3 separate regions of the Homo sapiens genome follow, and regions 1 and 3 are each linked to region 2. A link is a contact called in ENCODE Hi-C or POLR2A ChIA-PET data. All regions are on one chromosome and are shown on one strand. The core of a region is the stretch at or near the end of the contact, and the rest is flanking DNA. Distances in the headings are between cores, read along the strand shown.

Region 1 (3,964 bases), core at 1,433-3,932, 340 kb after region 2:
GAGGGAAAGTGTGCTCCACTTATGCTTTTAAAAATGTTTTTGGTTTGAATCAGATGTCTTTGAGCCTCTGTATTCTTCAGCTGGTAATTGTTTAAAGGGGAAAATAACACCCAATCTCACAGAACTGTGTTAAGAATTAAACAAGAGCATCAAAATACCCAAGACAGGGCTGGTACAGTGGCTCATGCTTGTAATCCCAGCACTGTGGGAGGCCAAGGTGGGAGCCCAGGAGTTTGAGACTAGCCTGGGCAACATAGCAAAAGCACTTCTCTACAAAAAAGTATAAAAATTAGCCAGGAGTGGTGGTGTACACCTGTAATCCCAGCTACTCGGGAGGCTGAGGTGGGAGGATCGATTGAACCCAGGAGGTCAAGGCTGCAGTGAGCAGTGATCACGCCACTTCATGCCAGTCTGGGCCACAGAGGGAAACCCTGTCTCAAAAAAAAAAAAAAAAAAGTACATAGGATAGTACTTGTAATGTAGTACTACCCATTTATCTGTTTATTTGTAGGTTATTTGGAAAATAATTACTATTCTTTTGTTATCCTAAGATAGGTGTTTGGGAACAATTTCTCTGACTCTTGCCACCCACTCCCACAAGTAATATCTCCAAGTTCTGAGAATCTAAGAATGTGTTCTACAACAGGCTAGCCCTAAAGGCTGGCTGGCAGTGGCATTAGTACCATTAGCAGTGACAGTGGCAACCTCCAGCCACCACAGTTATGTGGCTGACTTTTTGAACATTGACTCAAAAGAGCTTGTGTGTGTTTCTCTCACAGGTGGATTTGCTATTGTATTTCTGGTGAGGACAAGCAATGGGATGAAATGTGCCTTGAAACGCATGTTTGTCAACAATGAGCATGATCTCCAGGTGTGCAAGAGAGAAATCCAGATAATGGTAAGGCTGCCCCTTGGACTTGGGACTGTTTAAAATGGAGGCAGAGATTGTACCCTCTCATAAGAAAGCCAAGCGGGGTTTGTTCCCTTCCCTGAGATGGTACAGAGGCCTCTGTACAAAATGGGACTCAACAGCCATGGGATATAGGACACCGCCCTTGCCTTGGTCACTCTCAGCTGGAGGGCAGAGGAAAAAGCATTTTGAGAGAACTGACCAGTTTTTAGGTCAGAAAAGTCATTTTGGGCATTGGGAAAAGCTTACTTAACAACATGGTTCCCAGAAATTAACTGTGATATTTAATCCAGAAAGCCTAACTTTCCAATGAGCCTCTTCTTCTGGTCTTGTCTCTCTCTCTCTCTGTTACCAATCCCCAGTCTCAGTTCAACCCTCCTGAGCTCTTCAAAATCCTGTGAACATATCCTTATACAACTTAATATTTTTACATGTAGTTCTTTCGACCTGGAATGCTTTCCCCCTTTTTTGGCCTGGAAACCTAGACCAAAACCTAGAAACCTCATATATACTCTATGAATCTATTTATAGAAGTCCAAGAACAGGCAACATTATCTGTGGAGATAGAAATCAGAACGTGGTTATTCAGGGGTGGGAAGTTGACTAGAAATGGGTATACGGGGACTTTCTAGGCCGTGGAAATGTTCTGTGTGTTGTTTTAGATAGTGGTTACACAGGGTATATATGTGTCAGAACTCAATTGAACACCTTAAAATCTGCACATTTTGTTATGTTAATTAGACTTCAATTCTTAAAACTTACTCATTTTTCAAGATGCAGATTTATATGTTTAAAGAAAGAGTCCATGCTGAAATATATATGGAGGAAATAATATAATGTCCTTAGAACAATGAGTGAGTTTAGAAGATAAATAAGATTGGTCAAGAGTTGATGGTGATCAAAGCAGAATTATGAGTATATGGGAATTTGTTAGAGTAGCATCTTTCTTTTACCTCTGTTTGACATTATACATAATATTATACCTAATAATATAATAATATGTAATATTATACATAATTATACATAAGAAACTTTGAATATATAGCCTTTTATTCCTTTGTGCTTCCACAGTGCTTTTGTTTTATACCAATTATATTGCTTAACCTGTTATATTGTAAGCAGTTCTGCTATCAGGAAGTAAGTTATTTAAAATCAGAAATTGTATGCTCCAACATACTGCTTGACATGAAGTAAATGCTTAATAAACTTTGGAAGAAATTAGTATTTGAATAATGGTAATAGCAGATACATATGTTCACCTAGAGATGATGATTCCTTTTATGCCCTGGATTTTAATGCTTTTTAAAGAGCAGAAAGGGATCCAACAATGGAGAGGGTGGCATTGTAGGTATCCCATCAGGCTCCGCTTGCCCCTGTTCACCCTATGTGGCCTTTTCAGTGGCTGCTTAGAGTAACTAGTTAGGCTGCAGTTGGACTTCTGAAAGTACTCAGAGTGTTAGAGAGCCTGGCACTACTCTAGATTTTAGAAAGCCAAAACTATTTGGGAAGGAACTGTCAGCACTGCACAACAAACCAGCCAACTCCCAAGGGCCATATACATACAGTCAAGACCACGTGGGCCTGTCTGTAAGGCACCAATGCCTTCCACTCCCCTGCACATAGCTCCAGATTCCTGTTCTTGCTGTATCTTCCTTCACACACGCAGTGGGTTTTCTGGCTGCTTCTCATTATTTGTCTTCCTCCCTCCTTGCCCATGCTTGTTCAGCTCTCACACGCTTTGTTTCCTGTCTTTGCTTCTGCTGTTTCCTCTATCTGGAATGCCCTTCTTGCTCATTTACTTGTGTTACAAAAGCAATCCCATGATTTCACTTTCTCCTCCTTATTTAAAAACACACTGAGAGCTTACTTGGGCTAGGCAGGCATTGTAGTGGAGGAACTAAGAAGCACAGGCCCATGAGGAGCTCACAAATTAATGGGCCTGATTAAGAGTTAAATCACACAGGTTCAAGTTTTGGCCCAGAGGCGTATTAGCTGTGAGAGTTTTGTTTTTAGTTTATATTCTTTCAAAGCTTTAATATTCAAATAGGTGAACTAAGCTTGTTACAAAAAACGTCAAGCAATTCCCCAAGGGGAACTCCTATGCCATTACAAGGTCCCAGCGGCAACCTCTTTAGGTGATTCTTTTGATGTCTTTCTAAATAACATGCTAATATTGCTAGTTCTTGATTTTTCTTCCATTTTAGGCATTATCTCCTATGGGAAGTAAAGACGTAACTGTCACTTACTTGCTGCTTGCCTCTCTCCCCAAATACTTGCAGTATTCTCATCTTCCATTCTTTGAAAACACCAGTAAACTTTGGCAATATGTAGTTTATATGAATATTAGTTTTTACATTATTATATAAGAAAACTATTTCAACTGAATTCCTGGTGGACTATGATTCCTATGCCTTTCCTATGTAACTTTGCTTTCACTAAAATTATTAATGGTCTTGTTTTTCCTCTCTTGGTCTGAGTTTTCTTTGTACTTTTTAACAGTTTAATTCCCAATTTTCCTTAAGTTGTGTAAACCATTTTTTGAATTTTTTAGACGCATTTAATGGTGTCTGTTTTATCATCTTCAAGATTTCTCCCTCAGTCTTCTGACTGAGGAACCTCGGCTGATTATTCTCTGACTAATTTACAGTCGAATCTTGGAATTTCCTGGACATTTCCTTTGCCTCTCTTTTTTGTTAGAACCCGTAATTCCTTTTTTGGCTAACTTCCTCATTTTGTTGGAGCCGATCCTCCAGTATCTTTTTTTTTTTCTCTTTTGAGATGGGGTCTCAGTTACCCAAGCTGGAGCGTAGTGGCACAATCATAGCTCACTGCAGCCGCCATCTCCTGGTCTCAAGCAATTCTCCTACCTCAGCTTCCCCACTAGCTGGGACTATAGGCACATGCCACCAGACCCAGCTATTTTTTTTTTTTTTCCTTAGAGACAAGGTCTTGCTATGTTGCCCAGGCTGGTCTCACACTCTTGAGCTCAAGTGATCCTCCCATCTCAGCCTCCCAAAGTGCTGGGATTACAGGCATGAGCCACTATGCCCAGCC
Region 2 (3,939 bases), core at 391-2,890:
ACTCCAGCCTGGGTGACAGAGCGAGACTCCGTCTCAAAAAAGAGGAAAAGAAAGGAAAAGGAAAAGAAAAGGAAAGGAAAGGAACGGAAGAAAGAAACAAAAATATAAAATACTTATTTCTTTTTCTTGCCAAGCACCATGCTCTGGGGTTTGCATGCATTATTTCTTACTTACTCTTTCAAGACAACTTTGTGATGTAGAGTACTATTAGCACCATTTAACCAAGGTGAATGTTAGCTTTAGAATAAGGTTGGATTAAGTTTCCTCCATTTCAGGAAACCGTAAATCCCCTTATAAGCGATGAAAACAAAGTTAAGAGCTGCGACCAGTTTCTTAGGGACTTTCGGTAAATAAAACTCTTGGCTTATTTTCTGCCCTTACCGGGAGCGTCTTCGGTGCGGGGATCGCGAGCGGCTCCTTCTCCGATCTCTCTCCCGAGACCTGGACCTTTCTCGGCGCCTGCGTTCTCTCTCCCGGGATGTGGACCGGGAACGCCTACGTTCTAATGCAAACGCACACAAATTGCAGAACTGATAATTACCTCAAATATCTAGAGCTGCGCCGTCCAGTAGAAAAATAATGCAAACCATTACTAGTCACATTAAAAAGGTAAAAAGAGGCTGGGAGCGGTGGCTCACGCCTGTAATCCCAGCACTTTGTGAGGCTGGCGGGCGGATCACAAGGTCAGGAGTTCGAGACCAGCCTGGCCAACGCGGCGAAACCCCGTCTCTAATAAAAATACAAAAATTAGCCAGGCGTGGTGGCACGGACGGGTAATCCCAGCTACTCGGAAGGCTGAGGCATGAGAATCGCTTGAACCCAGGAGGTGGAGGTTGCAGTGAGCTGAGATCGGCCACTGCACTCCAGCCTGGGCGGGCGACAGAGCGAGACTCTGTCTCATTAAAAATAAATAAATTGATTTAAAAAAAAAACGAATCAGGGGCAGAACCGAGGGTCTAAGTTAGATCTCCTAATGGAAGTCCAGGGTTCTTTACGTCGCGCTGCCTCATTTATGGGGCTGGTAGCCAGAAAACATTACGAAGTGAGCTCCCAGGACTCAAAATTCTTAATATCGATTTCCCTGTAATGACCTGGGCAGGAATCTAACATTTATTAAGTATTTAAGAACCAGGCAGAATCACATACTGTATGTTATGGGATGTGACATTAATTCTCACATCAGTTTTTAAAAGTTGGCAATACTACCCTCAATGACTCATTCTGGGAATTCGATTCAGAAAGGCTGAGTAGTGACTTGCCCACCGTCGCCCAGAAATTCAGCAAAGGAACTGAGGTCTAATTCTAAACCCACCGGCCACAGTGTAATAAAAGTTATTGTATGAAGGTGACAAAGACTTAATGAAACTAATTCAGAGACAAACAACTGCCTTCAAACCGGAGAGGGCGGGCTGAAGAGGGCAGGGCCCAGGTCTACGTTCCTTTATCCACCCCTCGCTCTCCGCCTGGGAAAAGGGCCCGCCTCTCTGCTACGCGGCTACCAAAAACAAAACAAAATAAAACAAAAGGGACAGGCCTCCAACAGAGCCCCATATCCTCCGAATTGCTACAGGACTCACCCCTCCGTGGAGAGCGGCTGCGACTGCGACCCATTTGGAGTCCCGCTTCCCGGAAACAACTGTGCAACAACTTCCGGGAGGGCCGGGAACCGAGCTTTTACCGCCGACCAGAAAACGTCAAAACGAGTTGCGAGGGTTCCGGTCTTCTTTGTTCACGGTGGGCATTAAAACATGCGATTTGGTGTTATTATAGAAATTCCTGGAAAATTCAGCCGTATACCCATTATCCTAACACAGCTTTCATTTTTCCCCCATTTTTGTCCACATGCACAAAATAGAGCAAACCAATTGTAAACATAGCATAGACAAACAGCTTATGTTCTTCCACTTTTCCACATAACATTCATAAGGAGTGAATATACCAAAGTTCACTGTCCATCTGCTTTATATTTTCTCATGCCAGCATTGAGAAGGCACCCAAAACCTCCTATGGGCTCTTGGAAGGAAAACTAAAGGCCCCAGATTCCATCCTACCCGACAAAGTACTTCCCCAAAGTTGCCTCTGTCCTCAGGGAAAACAACAACAACAACAACAAAAACTTTAGAATGTTCAAAACTACAAAAATTAGGAGAAAGACTGTCTTGCCCCAAGGCTGAACCGTCTGTGGTAGAGCATAAATATGCTTACCAGGAAAGACTCAAACCTCTATTTCTTATTTTATTTTATTTTGTTCCAGGGTACATTTGCAGGATGTGCAGTTTTGTTACATAGGTAAATGTGTGCCATGGTGGTTCGCTACACCTATCAACCCATTAAGCCTTGCATCTATTAAGCTATTCTTCCCAATGCTCTCCCTCTCCCCAGCTCCTCCCCCTACAGGCCCCAGTGTGTGTTGTTCCTCTCCCTGTGCCCATGTGTTCTCATTGTTCAGCTCCTACTTATAAGTGAGAACATGCAATGTTTGGTTTTCTGTTTCTGTGTTAGTTTGCTGAAGATAATGGCTTCTAGTTCCATCCATGTCCCTGCAAAGGACATTATCTCGTTCCTTTTTATGGCTGTGTAGTATTCCATGGTGTATACGTACCACATTTTTTTAATCCAGTCTATCATTGATGGGCATTTGGGTTGATTCTATGTCTTCGCTATTGTGAATAGTACTGCAGTGAACATATGCGTGCAAGTATCTTCGTAATAAAATTATTTATATTCCTTTGGGTATATACCCAGTAATGGGATTGCTGGGTCAAATGGTATTTCTGGTTTTAGGTCTTTGAGGAAACACCACATTGTCTTCCACAATGGTTGAGCTAATTTACATTCCCACCAACAGTGTAAAAGTGTTGAACCTCTGTTTCTAATCAAACCAACTCTTTTCAGTCAGCTCTCTCTAGAATTATCAAGTCTAGTGACCTGGCTTTTAAAATACAAAGAGCTGGGGGATGGAAAGGGACTTTATTAGGTTGGAAAAAATGCCCACCAATCACATAAATTTTTAATTAGATTTATACATTCAGAGTGGCCTGTTTAATACCTGTCCCAACCCAAACTTCCAGGAAAGATCCAGCCATGACATCTAGGATTTCTACCAACAGCCCCAACCCCCAGATGCCTTTGGAATTACCCTGGCAAAGCATGCACTAGGTGTAGAATGGGGAGGTTCAAGGGAGGTGCAGACCCCAGGGAAGAAGATTTAGGGACATCATTGGAGAAACACACCACTAATGATAGCCAGGCGTGGTGACGCATGCTTGTAATCCCAGCTACTTGGGAGGCTGAGGCAGGAGAATTGCTTGAACCTGGGAGGTTGAGGTTGCAGTGAGCTGAGACTGCGCCACTGCACTCCAGCCTGGGCGACAGAGTGGGACTCCGTCTCAAACAAAAAAAAAAAAAAAGAAAGAAGAAGCACACCACTAATGATTGAAGAAATTATCCACAGGAAAGACAGGATTTATGGGAAGCCTAAGGGGGTATGTACTAGATGTGTAAGAGAGGAAGAACATGGTGGCCTCAGGTGGTGGCTGAAAATACTCTTTCTTTCTCTTTCTCTTTCTCCTTCTCCCCTCAGGGCTGGGGTCTCATCTGATGAAAATGCTTTTTAAGAAACCCCTCACCCGGCGCGGTGGCTCACGCCTGTAATCCCAGCACTTTGGGAGGCCGAGGCGGGCGGATCACGAGGTCAGGAGATCGAGACTACAGTGAAACACCGTCTCTACTAAAAATACAAAAAATTAGCCGGAGGTGGTGGCGGGTGCTTGTAGTCCCAGCTACTCGGGAGGCTGAGACAGGAAAATAGTGTGAACCTGGGAGGTGGAGCTTGCAGTGAGCCGAGATCGCGCCACTGCACTCCAGCTGGGCGGTAGAGTGAGACTCCGTCTCAAAAAAAAAAAAAAAAAAAAAAAAAAAAAGAAACCCCTCTAGGAC
Region 3 (3,542 bases), core at 454-2,953, 460 kb after region 2:
GCAGACCATTTTTTTAAGCCACTTGGTTCTGAAGGGAAGAAAAGAGTGTGGAAGAGGATTTGGGGCAAGGCAGGATTTTTCTTATGATAAGGAATCCATCAGAGAGGGAAAAATTGAAGTCTGAGAAGAACGATTGTTCCAAGGTGGAAGAGCCACATTTTATTTTTGATTGAGGGTCAAAAACAGAGCCTTGGACTGCCTTGCGGTCTAGAATGGGTGTGTGTGGGGGGGTGGGTGGGGGGTTGGATGGGGGAAGATCACTGGGTGGGGGGTTGGATGGGGGAAGATCACTAGTAGTTAAAAGCAAGTACGCAGCATTGGGAATGAACCAAACTCGTAGGAGGCACAGCCCACTCAGTGTGCGGGCCCGGGCGAGCTGCAGGCCTGAAACCCACCCACCCTCTTAGATGTGTCTGTGGGCCATAGAAATTACTAGGGTTGTCTTGGGTGTGGCCTCAACCTGTTCAACAACAGGTGTGCTGTTTCCATTCTGGAAACCAGTCCTCTGTCTTCCAGAACAGTGATTCTCAAATTTTAGCTGGCATCAGAATCCTGGGAAGGGTTTGTTAAAACACTACTAGGCAGGGTGAGGTAACCTAAGAGCTTTTGGAGGCCCAGGTGAGAGGGATCACTTGAGGCCAGCAGAGTTCAAGAGCAGCCCAGGCAACACAGGGAGACCTCTTCTCTACAAAAATACTACTACTACTACTGCTAATAAAAGCCAGGCACCGTGGCTCACACCTGTAATCCCAGTGCTTTGGGAGGCTGAGGCTGGAGGATGAATCACTTGAGCCCAGGAGTTGGTTTTGGTGAGCTATGATCGCACTCCTGCTCTCCAGCCTGGGCAACAGAGATAGACCCTGTCTCTGGAAAAAGAAAAAAAAAAAAAGCAAGTAACAAAGATTTCTAGTCCCCACCTACAGAGATTGTGCCTCAGTAAGTATAAAGTGGGGCCCAGGATTTCTAACATGTTCTAACGTGCATTTCTAACGTGTTCTCCTGCTTTTTTTTGGCCCCTAGTCCGCACTTTGAGAACCGTTGTCCTAGAGAAAACGGAATACTCCAGGAAGGTTCTGGAAGAATAGGTAATGGGCTTTGGCACTCTGCCCTGGAAACTAGTCAAGTCTCATGTTAATCGGAGAAGGGCAGCACTGTACCAGATACATCCTCTGTGCGGGTTGGTCCAAGATGACCAAGTGGCAGCTGACAAGCACAGCTATGAGGAAGGGTTAGACACAGTTCCACATCAGACCCATGGGAAAAGGGCAGGAGAAATGCGAGAACCTTTTAGAAGGAATGCTCCAGGGAGTCTTTGGGGGCAGTCACTGAGCTGGGCCTGGAGGCTGAGTAGGGTCCTAGAGGAGGGAATGGGTCAGGTTTAGGGGCTGGAAACAGCATTCGCAAGGCAGCACCAGCACCAGCTAAAAACCTAGCCAACAGGGAAAACAAAGTACGGAAACACGCATGCGTTCACAGTGCTGCGTGAATTAACCAAGCGTTGGCGCAAACGGGAAAGGTTCCCCGGCCTCTCTTGGTCAGGGTGACGCAGTAGCCTGCAAACCTCGGCGCGTAGGCCACCGCACTTATCCGCAGCAGGACCGCCCGCAGCCGGTAGGGTGGGCTCTTCCCAGTGCCCGCCCAGCTACCGGCCAGCCTGCGGCTGCGCAGATCTTTCGTGGTTCTGTCAGGGAGACCCTTAGGCACTCCGGACTAAGATGGCGGCGACGGCCAGGCGGGGCTGGGGAGCTGCGGCTGTTGCCGCCGGGCTGCGCAGGCGGTAGGTGACGAGCCTGGAGCTCCGAATAGGTGTGCCGCTGGGCTTAGCCAGCGGAGCGGTCGCCGCCTTGCAGACCCTCTCTCGAGGCGGGTGGGTAGTGCATCTGATGGAGCCGGCGGGTCCGCCCTGTCGCCGTAGTTGGGGGTGAGCCCTGAGGCTGTCTGTGCGGGAGCTCGGCGCTTCTGTGGCCTAATCCGGGCGGACTCTCTGGAGCTTCCTCTCAGGCTCAGAGACCCAGTTCTTGAGTCTCTGCGGTACGGAAGCTTGTAGAGACTGGCTGTAGAGCCAGAACGGAGGAGCTGTTTTAAAATCGTGTGCCTCTCCCGCCCCCAGGCCCTCTACCGGGTGCATTCCCTCCTCTTCTAAACGCAGAATCAGAATGTCACACAGAAGGGAAGAAAATACCTTGTCTCGTTTCCTCATTTTCCCAGTAAGGCCCTGAAAGAGGAGGTGACATGTCCAAGGTTACACAGTTTCTAAGTGATGGAATTCCGACGAGAACCAGGACCCCTAGATTCCCTGCACCCACCACCATTAAGCCCACTCTGTTCCCTTGTTTTTTCCGCCTCCCTGAGCCCTACCTTTGAGTTTCACCTTTCAAAGACTTCTGTGAACATTGCTAAGAGGACATTTATGTAGGTGTACCTTAATTTTACGTCTGGAGAAAATGGCCTACGGAGAGTTTGCCCTCTAGAGTATTAGACATTGTAGTGTTAATGGTGCTCTTGAAGTTTAAATGTATATCCTAAAAAGATTTAAGTTGGTAGAATTTTTTGTTAGTTACCTCCTGTGTTTGAGTAGATGTCTTCCTTGAATAATGTAATCCACTCTTACTTTAAAAAAACAAGACTTTAAACCTGTATGTTGGAATGTGCTTCCTCTTTATTCATTCTGCTGCCTTTTCCCTGGGCTGAAGGGACGAGAATATTATTCTTCTAGTGCATTTCCAAATTCCAGAGTATTCACAGATTTAGATACTGAGCTATAGAAAAAGGCATTTTTACCCCAAACCTTGAACTGCACTCAATTAGTAATTATTGGGCACCAATTAAATAATGGTAGCAGCTGCCATTTATTGAGCACTTACTGCATGGCCTGGCACTGGTTTAAGCACTTTACATGGATTCTCTGGATTATTTATGAGGTAGCTGTGAAACTAATCTCATTGTAGAGATGAAGAACTGAGGCCATTGTGCTAGCAGCTAGAAATGAAGATAGTTTCTCCCCTTAATGAGTATGCAGTCTAGCAAGAAAAATATATTAACAAATAATGACAGTCATGAGTGCTGTAATAGATTCATGTAATTTAAAGTGGTGTGCCGGGCGTGGTGGCTCACGCCTGTAATCCCAGCACTTTGAGAGGTCAAGCTGGGCGGATTGGCTGAGGTCAGGAGTTCGAGACCAGTCTGGCCAACATGGTGAAACTAAAAAAAAAAAAAAAAAAGCTGGGCGTGGTGGTGTGTGCCTGTAATCCCAGCGAGTTGGGAGGCTGAGGCAGGGGAATTGCTTGAACCAGGGAGGTGGAGGTTGCAGTGAGCCAAGATCACGCCACTGCACTTCAGCCTGGGTGACAGAGTGAGAAAAGCGAGATTATTTCCATCTCAAAATAAAGTGGTGACAGCTCTTACTGTGATCAACACTGGAGCTAGTGTGGGGAGTGGCAGTCAGGACTTCACAGATTATTTGATTCCCATTCAGTGTTGATTCCATTGTTCTCTTGAATCCTCGGTGCCAATCCTTTTATCTCTCCAATAGCATCTAAGAA

What was found. Hi-C counts contacts between places; a loop is a spot of excess contacts on that map. ChIA-PET counts read pairs that join two places held with the same protein, here RNA polymerase II (POLR2A). Pooled maps may share reads with other maps.
Region 1: a pooled map shows a loop between it and region 2 (2.7-fold over the local background). The contact joins the enhancer-like site here to the promoter of SNRNP27 in region 2. A Hi-C loop is called at or near these places in 3 of 37 single-sample maps with no recorded cell type and 5 of 50 pooled maps. POLR2A ChIA-PET finds 5 or more read pairs at or near these places in 3 of 52 experiments (CD8-positive, alpha-beta memory T cell, Caco-2 and activated CD8-positive, alpha-beta memory T cell).
Region 3: a loop to region 2 is called in a pooled map, with 5 times the contacts of the local background. The contact joins the promoter of NFU1 here to the promoter of SNRNP27 in region 2. A Hi-C loop is called at or near these places in 7 of 50 pooled maps. POLR2A ChIA-PET finds 5 or more read pairs at or near these places in 4 of 52 experiments (CD4-positive, alpha-beta T cell, CD4-positive, alpha-beta memory T cell, H1 and 1 more).

What each region holds. Positions count from the first base shown.
Region 1 is chr2:69,553,794-69,557,757 of GRCh38, reverse strand. It overlaps AAK1 (AP2 associated kinase 1), which reads left to right. Exons shown (of 22, transcript NM_014911.5): 3 at 780-898. Among named protein-coding and RNA genes, the nearest start is that of SNORA36C, 36 kb to the right of the region's middle. Within about 2 kb of position 2,682, at least 7 of the 41 ENCODE cell types and tissues checked have a DNase peak (open chromatin) inside an H3K27ac peak, as active enhancers do.
Region 2 is chr2:69,891,657-69,895,595 of GRCh38, reverse strand. SNRNP27 (small nuclear ribonucleoprotein U4/U6.U5 subunit 27) reads right to left here and starts at 1,640. Exons shown (of 6, transcript NM_006857.3): 1 at 1,578-1,640; 2 at 382-502. The coding sequence starts at 1,611. RefSeq lists enhancers at 145-1,079, 1,278-1,337, 1,080-2,015.
Region 3 is chr2:69,435,596-69,439,137 of GRCh38, reverse strand. NFU1 (NFU1 iron-sulfur cluster scaffold) reads left to right here and starts at 1,703. Exons shown (of 8, transcript NM_001002755.4): 1 at 1,703-1,777. The coding sequence starts at 1,716. RefSeq lists an enhancer at 1,698-1,847.